Linked DNA regions of Homo sapiens: regions 1 and 3 are each linked to region 2. A link is a contact called in ENCODE Hi-C or POLR2A ChIA-PET data. All regions are on one chromosome and are shown on one strand. The core of a region is the stretch at or near the end of the contact, and the rest is flanking DNA. Distances in the headings are between cores, read along the strand shown. Region 1 holds the start of TUBA4B (tubulin alpha 4b). Region 2 holds the start of CRYBA2 (crystallin beta A2). Region 3 holds the start of SPEGNB (SPEG neighbor).

Region 1 (3,325 bases), core at 301-2,800, 260 kb after region 2:
ATGGGCCATTTCGGATCTCATCTGGAAGGGCAAAAACCACAAAGCTATGCTCAGCAGGGACCTTCCTCCCCCAGGGTGGTAGCTGTGGCCAGATGCATGGAAGGACTCATCCTCCTGCCAGCCTGAGATACCAGAGTGTGAGAGAAACCCAGACCAGCTGCCCAGGCCAGTCTCAGATCAGCTTGCCTTCTGCAGCTTCAAGTACGGCTAGGAATTTTCAGGGCTAGGAATGCCTGGTCTAAATACCCTCTCTCTCCAGGGAGAAGCTTTGAGTCATGCTCCACCCCCTTCAATTTTGTCCCCACTTCCTCTCACCAATGACCGTAGGCTCCAGATCCACAAAAACTGCCCGGGGTACGTGTTTTCCAGCACCAGTTTCACAGAAGAAGGTGGTGAAGGAGTCGTCCCCTCCACCAATGGTCTTGTCACTGGGCATCTGCCCATCAGGCTGAATCCCATGTTCCAAGCAATAGAGCTCCCAGCAGGCATTGCCCATCTGGACACCTGCCTGCCCCACGTGGACTGAGATGCATTCACGCTGAGGGATAGAGAGAGGGGACACAGCATGAGCCCCACATCCACAAGTCCTCACCTTGCGAGTCTCTCTTCCACCCTATCATCTACCAGCTAGGATGACTCAGTTGGCAAGAGTGGAGGGTTGGGGCTGGGCAGAGGTGAGAAGAGAGTAGCAGCCTGCCCGGGCTCCCAGGTACAGGACTCCCCACCTGGAGGCACCCAGCAATGCAGGCCAACCTCTTAGCCCACTTCTCAGTGGGGAATCTGTCAAGTGAGCACTGTGGCTCCACATGACAAAAGGTTTCCTAGAGGTATGGGTTTACAGCTAGAGGCCCCCCCCCCACTTGATTAATTATTTGCTTTGAGTATGAACAGCTAGAATTCATAGAACCCTTTCCCTCTTTCTTTCCTGTAAGCTGCAGAGGTGTCTCAGCCATCCAATCTGGCATCAACTGACCACACGCCATCAGGATGCCCTCCTCCCTCACCTTTAAATCCCATCTGGCTCTGGGGATCAATCCCATCTGGCTCCTCTCCCCACCTCCACCCCCGCACCCTGGGTGTCTTCACCACTTTCATCTCCCGTGTCAGCCCGCACGGAAATAGCGGCGGTAATGCTTGTAAGCTCAGACAGCAGGGGCCAGCAATAAGGTTTGAGGGTACTGGGGCGCTCACTGCCTTAGGCTCCGTCCCTGTCAGCCCGAAATTAACCCCTAAAGCACTAAAGTCCGGCAGGGCCCGCGCGCTCTTCCCACACCGAAATGGCGGGGTGACGGTTTCCAAATACCCAGAAAGGAAGTGGAACCTGCGGTGAGGCCCCAGAGGTGACCCGCCTTGTCCCGGGCAGGATGGGCGCCATCCTGCAGCCCAGCCCTACATCCGCTCTCCCTCTGGAGTCTTTACAGTTATTTCCCAGCCCAAAGCGGGGATTGGGTTTCGGCCCCCGCTCCTGGGCTATAAATACCACCCCCTACATGCACCTCTCTCCCCTCCCCCCAACCTGGCCTCGGCCCGCGCAGTGCTCAGCGCCAGCTGTCTCTGCCCATCCGCGCACCCGGGCTTCGGCTGGAGAGGGCCAGCTCGCTTCAGGAGGCCGAACCCCGTTCCCACCAACCCTCTCAGCTCAGACGCGGGGTGCTGAGTCACGGGGGGGGGGTGGTTCTGTGGATAGTTGGAATGCATACACAGAGGAAAGGGGGATGCGGCACCAGGTAACCTGACCCCTTCCACCTTCTAGCGCCAAGCACGTGCTCGGTCAGTGCTGAGGACCAGGGACTGGGGATGTAAGAGGGCAGCCAAACCCGTCTTCTTTTGCCCGCGGAAAGGACGGGGCGCGGGCCCGCGTGACTCTCATACAGAGTCGGGACACAAATGCTCGTAAGGCAGGAGCAGAGTGCCAGGAAGGGTTCCTCTCTGTTACTGAAGAGTCGCACTCCACCCCAAGCCCCAACCCCAGCCACCGAAGGTGAACTATACGGCTCGGCCAAAGTCACCAGGAGGGGGTTGGGGAGGGAGGATGCAAAACCCTCGCACCTCCTGGAGACCCGGAACGCCCGGTGGAGGTCCCCGAGCATGCCTGGAAGAAGTGTCCCCCAAAGGAGAGGGGCAATTAGGGGACAGGCGCGACCCCGGCCGGGCCGCACTCACCATGGTGAGTCCGGGCGGTGCGTCTCACGTTGAGTCGGGGTGACAGGTCTCAGTGAGAACTGCGCTAGCTGCAGTGCCGCACCGCCCTTATAGGCGGGGGGGGGGCGGGGCCCGCGTTCCCCGCTCGCCCACTAGAGGCTGGGCGGCCCGCAGGCCACGCCTCCCGGGAGGGTAAGCGGCCCCCCCGAGGGGCGGAGCCTGGCCTGGTACCCTCCCCAAGCTGCGCGGGGGTCCCTCACCTGTCCCGCTGGGATTAAGAGTCGCGATTCGGGCTTTAACCATTCTTTCCTCGTTTTGAGCAGACACGCTGGGCTCCCGAGGGCCTCCGCGGAGATGCAGGGTGCTGTGGCAGGGCGAGTCTCACCTGCACCTGCGTCCTGGAGGCACCGGTCATCCAGGTGTTCTGACTTAGGTCGGGAGCAGGCGAGGCGGTCCTTCCCAAGCGGCCACAGCTGGCCTTCACCCCTGCCCTTCCAGCCCTGCCTCCCAGGAGACTCGGGCCGGCTGTGAGGCTGTGGCGCGTCCCCGGGGAGCCCTTGCCAGCTGCCTGACGCTTCCTGGTCCCCGGCCGGGGCGGCAGCCTTTCGCCGACGCCTGTGGGCGGCCGAGGACCCAGAACTGCACAGCCTGAGCCCCAGATTGCCAATGCCTTAGGCGCTCCCGCAGAGTCGAGCCCCGCAGCCTGTCTGCCGGGGCCGACCCCGGAATCTGCCGCGGCTCGCCGGCCGCCCGCGGGTCAGTGGCGCTGTCATCAGCGCAGTCACTATGATGCCCTCGCTGAGGGCACCTGCCCACTCCCCTGCTGCCAGAACTGCGGGAGCGCTGACCGGGGGACCTCAGGACCTGGATTCTCCTCCAGGCTACCCTGTGTGACCTTGAGCAAGTGACTTAACCTCACTGAGTCCTTGACATTTTCGTGGGTGAAAAGGAGACAGTGATGTCATAGTGGAAACATTGTTGTAAGCTATCAAAATGTCTGTTGCCTCTGAAGAGAAAAGAAGAAAATCGAGATTCTCATATCTTGGATGATTCTGACTCTTGGTCTCTTCTGTCTCTAACCCAAGAGCAGGATCTGCAACCCGCACCTTAATGGTCTCAGCACTCAGCCCCTGGTCTCCGCAGAAGCCCTTCTTTCTACATTTCATTCCGTTCTCTCCACCCC
Region 2 (3,385 bases), core at 871-3,370:
CAAAATCAGAGGTCCTTAGAGAAATCTGTCCCATTCACCAAGACAGTTCCCTGAGGTCCTCATTGACTAACTACCCAAGCCCTTGCCCAGCCCCTTCGCACAGCCTCTCACAGATTAGTGCCCAGCTAAGAGGTACTGGGTGGCAGAATCAGAATAGACATGTCAGGGCATCAATACTGATTGCATCTTGGCTCCGGCCTTCCCACTGCAGGGTTCTTCAGCCTCTTGGAACAGAAGAATTGGGCTGGCCTGGGCTGGGTCCTCTGCTCTCCACTTCCCAGCCCTACTAGTAACCAGGTCGGCACAAATGGAAAATGAGGTCCTCTCTTTCGGTGTATTTGATTCATTAACAACACCCTCACACACACAATAACACACACACAAACACACTGAGACTGACTCTTTTCAGTGACCCTGGGCAAGCCACTTTGTCCCTTTGAGCCCCATTTCCACACCTGTGTATGGGGCTAACAGCAGTCAACCCGACCTCACATGGCTGTGTGACGACAGAGGCACTCACTCACACGTGTGGACGATGGAATGTGGGGGAACCCTGGGCACTCAGGACTGGGATGGCCTCAGCGCTGTCCGTGGTGATGATTTCTGGGCTCCGGGCCTACGCCCACAATCCCAACTTTCTTGGAGACACCCTTCTGATTCTGAGAAATAATGCTACTACCACCCATCTCGGAGTTTGTTTACACACACCCCATGCAGGGCTTGAACAGCCTTTCTAGGTGCCATGGTGAGGCCAGGGCCTGGAGCTAGGAGGCAGGGGAGGAGAAGTGGGCTGTGCTCACCGCGCAGAGCACTGGCCGGAAGGACAGCAGCTGGTTGCTGTTGTGGCTGCTGCTGCCACTCCAGGCGCTCCAGCGAGGATAGTCTCCCTTCTCCAGAATGAACTGCTGTCCCTGGAAGTCGGGGTACTCAAAGGCCACCCAACTGGAAAAGGAGAAGAGCTGGGAGGTATCTGCCCCAGCCGCACCCTCTCTGCCCTCCCCCTTGCCGGCCATGATTGAAAAGACTGAGAAGCACAATGTTTTTCTCCAACCCCAAACCCTTCCCCTGACACCCCCATTGTATGGCAATCCAGCCCCTCTCGGAACTAAAGGTCCAAAACCTGCTGCTTTCTGGGGTTTGAGGCGCCCAGGCTTCCCCCTCAAGGACCCCAGGTTGGGAAAGAGTTTTCCTGGTTATGAAGATCTCCCGACCCAGTGCTCCTGCCTCAAGGGTTTAGGCCTTTGCATGGGGACACATTGGAGGACCCCTCCCGAATATCACAGCAGAAACTGGGACCTCAGCTGGGGCAGGGGTAGGGGGCGGCAGGGTGGGAAAAGCTGGGCTCTGGGAGACCAGGGTGGGGCCAGGGAAAGGGATTGGGTTTCTTTTGTTAAGCCAAGTGCAGAGCCTTCTAATTTTGCACAGAGAAAAACTCTGGGAAGGGTGTAAGTACACTAGAAACCCCTTCACGGTGGGGTCCCATAGGGACCCTCAAGGGGTCGCTTCTCGCCTGTGTCTCTTTAGCTAGCACAAAAATACACAGTTTCCCATGATTTATCTTGCGATGGGTGGGGAATTTTGGGGAGGCTATGGGGTTTCCCATGTTGGCAGGTCTCTCCAGGGCTCACAGGACAGGGGGCTGAGGCTCTGAGCCTAGGCCGGTGGAACCCAGCGCCCCTCAACCCAGCCCAGCCGCGGCCAGGCAATCACTCACACGCCGTTTTCCACCTTGACCGAGCGCACCCTGGGCAGGCCTCCGCGCTCGCAGACGTTCGCACAGTCGCTTAGCAGCCGACAGCGACGGCCCTGGAAGTCCTCCTCGTCCCAGAGCGTGAGGCTGGCGGGCGCCGGGCCCGGCGCGGGGGCGCTGCTCATGCCGCTGCGGACAGGAAGGGTGGCACCACGCGCTCAGCGTCTCAAGAGCCCCGTTTCGAGCCACACACAGCCTGCCCAACCTGGGTAGCGGATGAAGAACCCGGGGGCTGGACCCGGCCTAGCTCTGGACCCGGCTGCCAGGGGCTCGCAGTCTTCCCGCGCTCCCCTCCCTTCCCCACCCCAGCAGAGGGCATTCACCGGGTGGGTGAGCGCGGCACGCGAGGGAAATGGACCGGCTGCGAGGCTGCGCGCGGCCGGGCGGGCCGAGCTTTATACCTGGGCCTTGTCCCCCTGTCCGCACCCTTTCCCTCGGGGGTGGGGTCGCTGAGTCAGCAGGCAGGCTGCGGTCGGCTCTGGTCTCCGCTGGGGAGCCGAGGCCTCTCCCGCAGCCGCCGCTGTGGCCCCAGCCCGCGGGAAAGACAACAGAAAGTGCTGAGGCGCGCACCCCGCGCCCGCCGCAGCCCAGGCTGACTCCGCGCTTTCTTTCTTTCCAGCCTGAGCCAGGCAGGGCACGCCAGGCCTCGGGGCAGAACGCGCCCTCCCTGTCCCGGCCCTCGGGGACGAAGGGACCTGGCCTCCCCTGGGCCTCGGGCTAAGACCGCGCTGCTGACTCGCTGAGCGGAAGTTCTTCCCAGAGTCTAATCGCCAGCCTTCCTCGGCCCTAGTCCAGGCCTCTCTTTTGGGCGATGCTAAGGCGGAGGTAGAGAGGGCTCTGCCCAAAGGATTCGCTTCATGTGCTCAGTCCTCTTTTTCCTGGGGGATCGGTCCATCGCGGCCCTTTTCCTCCCAAGCGTGCGTTCCCAGATCCTGCGCCGCGCCCCCGGGGTGTCCTCGGGCCCGGGAAGGAGAGGAGGCGGTGGTCAGGACTCGCCACGCGGCGGCGCCGGGCGCTGGAAACGACCGCCCGAGGGCCGCGCGGTTTACTCAGTGTTTAGGCATAATAGCCACCTAGGGAGTGGCTCGCCGCGGGAGGTAGGAAGAATGTTGGGCTTTAGCTCGGCTCAACCGGTGCCGCTGCGGGTCTCCCACAAAGCTCCAGGCTCTAAGGGTTCCAGCCTCGACGTCTGCCTGAGAGTTAGCAGCTGAGGATGAAGCGCTTAGTTCAGGCCGAGTTCTCTGCTCAGGCTTTCGGGTGCGTGAACTCCATCAATTCTAACACTGACCTGCTAGGAAGATACTGTTATTGTCCTGCATTTCGCAGATGAAGAAGTGGAGGCCCAGAGGGCTTTGGAATGTGGTGCAGGGGTCACAGCTAAGAAATCTCCCAGGGCCGGGCGCAGTGGTTCACACCTGTGATCCCAGCACTTTGGGAGGCCCAGGTGGGAGGATCTCTTGAACCCAGGAATTTGAGACCAGCCTGGGCGACATGGTGAAACCCCGTCTCTGCAAAAACAAACAAAAATTAGCCGGGCGTGTTGGCATGCGCCTGTAGTCCCAGCTACCTGGGAGCCTGAGATGGGAGAATTGCTTGAGCCCAGGAGGTGGAGGTTGCAGTGAGCCGAAATCAAGC
Region 3 (3,291 bases), core at 527-3,026, 500 kb after region 2:
CTCCATCTCAAAAAGAAACACTAGGACAGGCTCACACCCCTTGCCCTCCATGTCACAGCACATATCAGAGCACATGGAGAGCACCAGCTGGGAGTGCTCTAGTCTGCTGTGTCCAGCATTTTCCTAGGGCTGAGGGACACACCAGCCTGGACCTTCTTGTCCACATGGCAAGTTAGGAGGTCTGCTGGGTGCTAAAGCACCTCAATTCTAGCCACACCCGTGCCATAGAATGGTCACTGGGACCTAGGACTGAGCTGCTCTGCCCTGAGGTTGGGGACGAGGGATTGGGGGGTTGGCAGGGACCCAGACCTCCTTGTCTCCAGAGGAAATGTTTCCCTCATCCCCACCTTCAAAATTCTGTTCTTGGCAAAGTAAAAGGAACAAAGCCTCTGACCAGGGTAGACAGAGTTGTCACTGCTGTGTTGCTGATGGAGGTTGAGGGCCCCTTGGCTCCAGCCCAGACAACCCTTTTGCCCAGCCCAGCCCAGCCTCTCTAGCTTCTCAGGACCCCAGGGAAGAGGCAAGCCCCATCATCATAAAATAACAGGATGTTAAAGCCAGCTGGAAGGGACCAGAACGACACCTTGCCTACCTGTCATTTTAGCGATGAAGATATACAGTTTGCCTGTAAGAATCTCCAATCCCCTACACACTGCAAGTGTTTTGTATAAAAATGAGGTGCCTGAACTCATATCTTGATAAATGGTAAAATTCCTCTCCCGTCCCCGCTCTGATCTTGAGCTCCCTTCCCATCTCCATTGGAAATGGCATGTGAACTGCTTGTTCCAAACCCGGAGGAGCAAAGGTAATTTATGTCAGCAGAGCTATGTCAAAATTGCTCTGATCAAAACGTGACAGTGCCCCCACACTAGGGCGGGTAGTTCCAATGAATGGAAGCAATGCTTCTGCCCGGTGCCCGGCCTGGGCAGACTGGCCTCCAGGCAATCCCCAGAGGGGTTAACTGAACCCCTTCACCCCAGGTGGTCTGATGCCCCTATGCACCAATTTATGCCCCCAAAAAGGAATTGGGCAGACCTAGGGTTGGGGCCAGTAGTGGTGCTAATCTCCAAGGACAGTGCAGTCTAAACAGCCCCCACCATGTGACATCGAGGGGAGTGAGTGGGGATGGGGAAGGCATGGAGGGGCTGCTATTCTCAAAAATCTTTCCCGTCCCCTCCCGGTTTATCTCAGTTTACCGCCAGGGGGCACAGTGTGGAAGTGACAACCCTGGACTCCTGGGGTTGGGGGTAGGGGAAGAGTAAGGAGCTTCTGGATTGGTCTTGACAGCCACGTGGCCCTGTTGCCGTTAGCTGTAGGGGCCCTGAGGACCAAGTCCGATGCTACTCTGGCTGTATTCAGGGAAACCCCAGAAACACTCAAACCCCTTAACCAACAGGGTGTGTTGTCTGACTATCCAGAGCCCAACCTGATTGAAAAGCTGCCCCAGCAGGAAGCTGGATCTCTTGTCAGCTAGGGGCTGAATCTGGTCCTCCTGGGAGTGGGATGGATACCCCCTGCCCTGGGAGGGGACAGGGCAGCATCCAGCTGTCCAGCTGTCCAGGTGCTGACGCAAGGTGCACCTCAGAGCTGCTCGGGTTTCTCCCCACGGGCCTAGCCCAGCGGCTGAGCCAGCATCCCAGGCATCCACAGGCTAAATAAAGAGCCTGCCTGAGTCAGAGGGAGGCGGATGGGGCCCCGGGGGGCTTGGGGCAACCACGCCAAACAAGGCAAGGAGGGGAGCGATGTATAAAACCGGGCCCAGGGCTGAGCACCTGCCTGCACCCCTACTGTGCCATCCAGAAGGGCTCTGTGCTGCCTGCAATCCAGCCAGTCGACTCAAGTCCCTAGGTCAACCCCTCCACGGTGAGTCTGATCCTCAGAGAAGCCGCAGACACCCCCATTCCTCCATCTCCCTGAATGTTCTGACCAGGGAGGAAAAGGGCTGAAGGTGGGAGCCTCTGTCTCAACCTGGACCCCCATATTTGTCGCCCACTCCCCAGATGTCTAAAGCAGCTCCTGCCAAAAAGCCAGTGGCTGTGGCCCCAGCTCCTGGATGTACCCTGGACATCAATGACCCACAGGTCCAGAGTGCGGCCATTCGTATCCAGGCCTCTTACCGGGGCCACAGGTGAGAGGGAACCCCGGAGCCCTGTGGAGGAAGGGAGCTGCAGAGAGCGCACTCTTGAGTAGGGTTTGAGTAAGCGCTGAGCAGCGTCAGGAGCCTTTAGAATGAGTGGTCTCAGGGGAGGGTCGTTACTGAGGTATGGGGGAGTGGCCGGGAGGAATGCATCATCCTATCAGGGCAGCAGTTCAGGAGCAGTCCTCTTCCCTACCAAGCCACACGTTTAGGGGTCTGGCCGGTCCAGGGGGCAGGTAGGAGATGGTGCGCTCGCGGTAAGGGCTGTGGCCGGGCCTGTCTTAGGAACTCTGGGCCCTGACTCGGCCCGCGGGTAGGTCCCGGAAGGAGCTGCGCGAGAAGGGGCCGCCGCGGGTGCTGGAGCCGCTGAAGGACGTGGTGCTGATCGAAGGCAGCGCGGCCAAGCTCACTTGCCGCATTTCGGCTTTCCCGGACCCATTCATCCGCTGGAGTAAGGACGGCAAGGAGCTACGTGACGGTCCCAAGTACCGCTACGTCTTCGAGGACCCTGACGTGGTGGCACTGGTGGTGCGCGACGGCGAGCTGGCAGACCTGGGCCAGTACAGCATCAACGTCACCAACCCCTTCGGCCAGTGCTCCGACTCGGCGCGCATCCTCGTGGAAGGTACGCGCGCCCCGGGCGCAGCGCCAGGGCGCAGACCAGCACCACTCAGCCAGAGCCCGCAGCCCGGTCCAGCTGCGCGTGTTTACCTCTGGGCCTAGCTACAGGGTCCCCGCCAGCCCAGCTCTGGGCACGGCCTGGGGCGCATCGCCGCGCCAGCCAAGTGCGTCCTTCCCTACCTCGGGATCCAGCTCCACCCGGGCTGAGCAGTCAGCTGTGGACTTCCATCACGCGGCTCCGGGTCCCCAAGGTCACACAGCAAGCCAGAGGCAGAGCCAGGGTTGGACCCGGGTCTTCTGGCTCCCAACTCTGGCAATTTCCACTACCCGGAGCGGTCTCTGAGGCACCGCGAGATGTGTGAACATTCAGGGGCTTTCGCCCGCCTTATCTCTCTTGATCCTCTATTCGACCCCGAGAAGTAGGAGAGGCAGGGATAAGTCCCTTTAACAGCCAAGGAGATGAAACCAGAGAGGCTAATGATTTGCTCAACGTCACACTGCGAGTTTAAATGCATCTGTATTTAGTGCCGGGT

The links. Hi-C counts contacts between places; a loop is a spot of excess contacts on that map. ChIA-PET counts read pairs that join two places held with the same protein, here RNA polymerase II (POLR2A). Pooled maps may share reads with other maps.
Region 1: a loop to region 2 is called in a map of gastrocnemius medialis, with 4 times the contacts of the local background. The contact joins the promoter of TUBA4B here to the promoter of CRYBA2 in region 2. A Hi-C loop is called at or near these places in 1 of 168 maps with a recorded cell type or tissue (gastrocnemius medialis), 1 of 37 single-sample maps with no recorded cell type and 2 of 50 pooled maps. POLR2A ChIA-PET finds 5 or more read pairs at or near these places in 2 of 52 experiments (HepG2 and OCI-LY7).
Region 3: a loop to region 2 is called in a pooled map, with 1.9 times the contacts of the local background. The contact joins the promoter of SPEGNB here to the promoter of CRYBA2 in region 2. A Hi-C loop is called at or near these places in 1 of 37 single-sample maps with no recorded cell type and 6 of 50 pooled maps. POLR2A ChIA-PET finds 5 or more read pairs at or near these places in 3 of 52 experiments (B cell, MCF 10A and activated CD4-positive, alpha-beta T cell).

The regions. Positions count from the first base shown.
Region 1 is chr2:219,251,693-219,255,017 of GRCh38, forward strand. TUBA4B (tubulin alpha 4b) reads left to right here and starts at 1,551. Exons shown (of 4, transcript NM_001355221.1): 1 at 1,551-1,727. The coding sequence starts at 1,716. TUBA4A (tubulin alpha 4a) reads right to left here and starts at 2,226. Exons shown (of 4, transcript NM_006000.3): 1 at 2,164-2,226; 2 at 316-538; 3 at 1-21. The coding sequence starts at 2,166. RefSeq lists enhancers at 1,609-1,688, 1,719-1,778, 3,209-3,278 and a silencer at 2,189-2,558.
Region 2 is chr2:218,991,302-218,994,686 of GRCh38, forward strand. CRYBA2 (crystallin beta A2) reads right to left here and starts at 2,121. Exons shown (of 4, transcript NM_057093.2): 1 at 1,715-2,121; 2 at 801-942. The coding sequence starts at 1,875.
Region 3 is chr2:219,494,355-219,497,645 of GRCh38, forward strand. SPEGNB (SPEG neighbor) reads left to right here and starts at 1,777. Exons shown (of 5, transcript NM_001286811.2): 1 at 1,777-1,863; 2 at 2,001-2,128; 3 at 2,455-2,762. The coding sequence starts at 2,001. All of the region lies in intron 1 of ASIC4-AS1 (ASIC4 antisense RNA 1), which reads right to left. RefSeq lists a silencer at 1,082-1,262 and enhancers at 1,113-1,407, 1,141-1,958, 1,959-2,776, 2,777-3,291.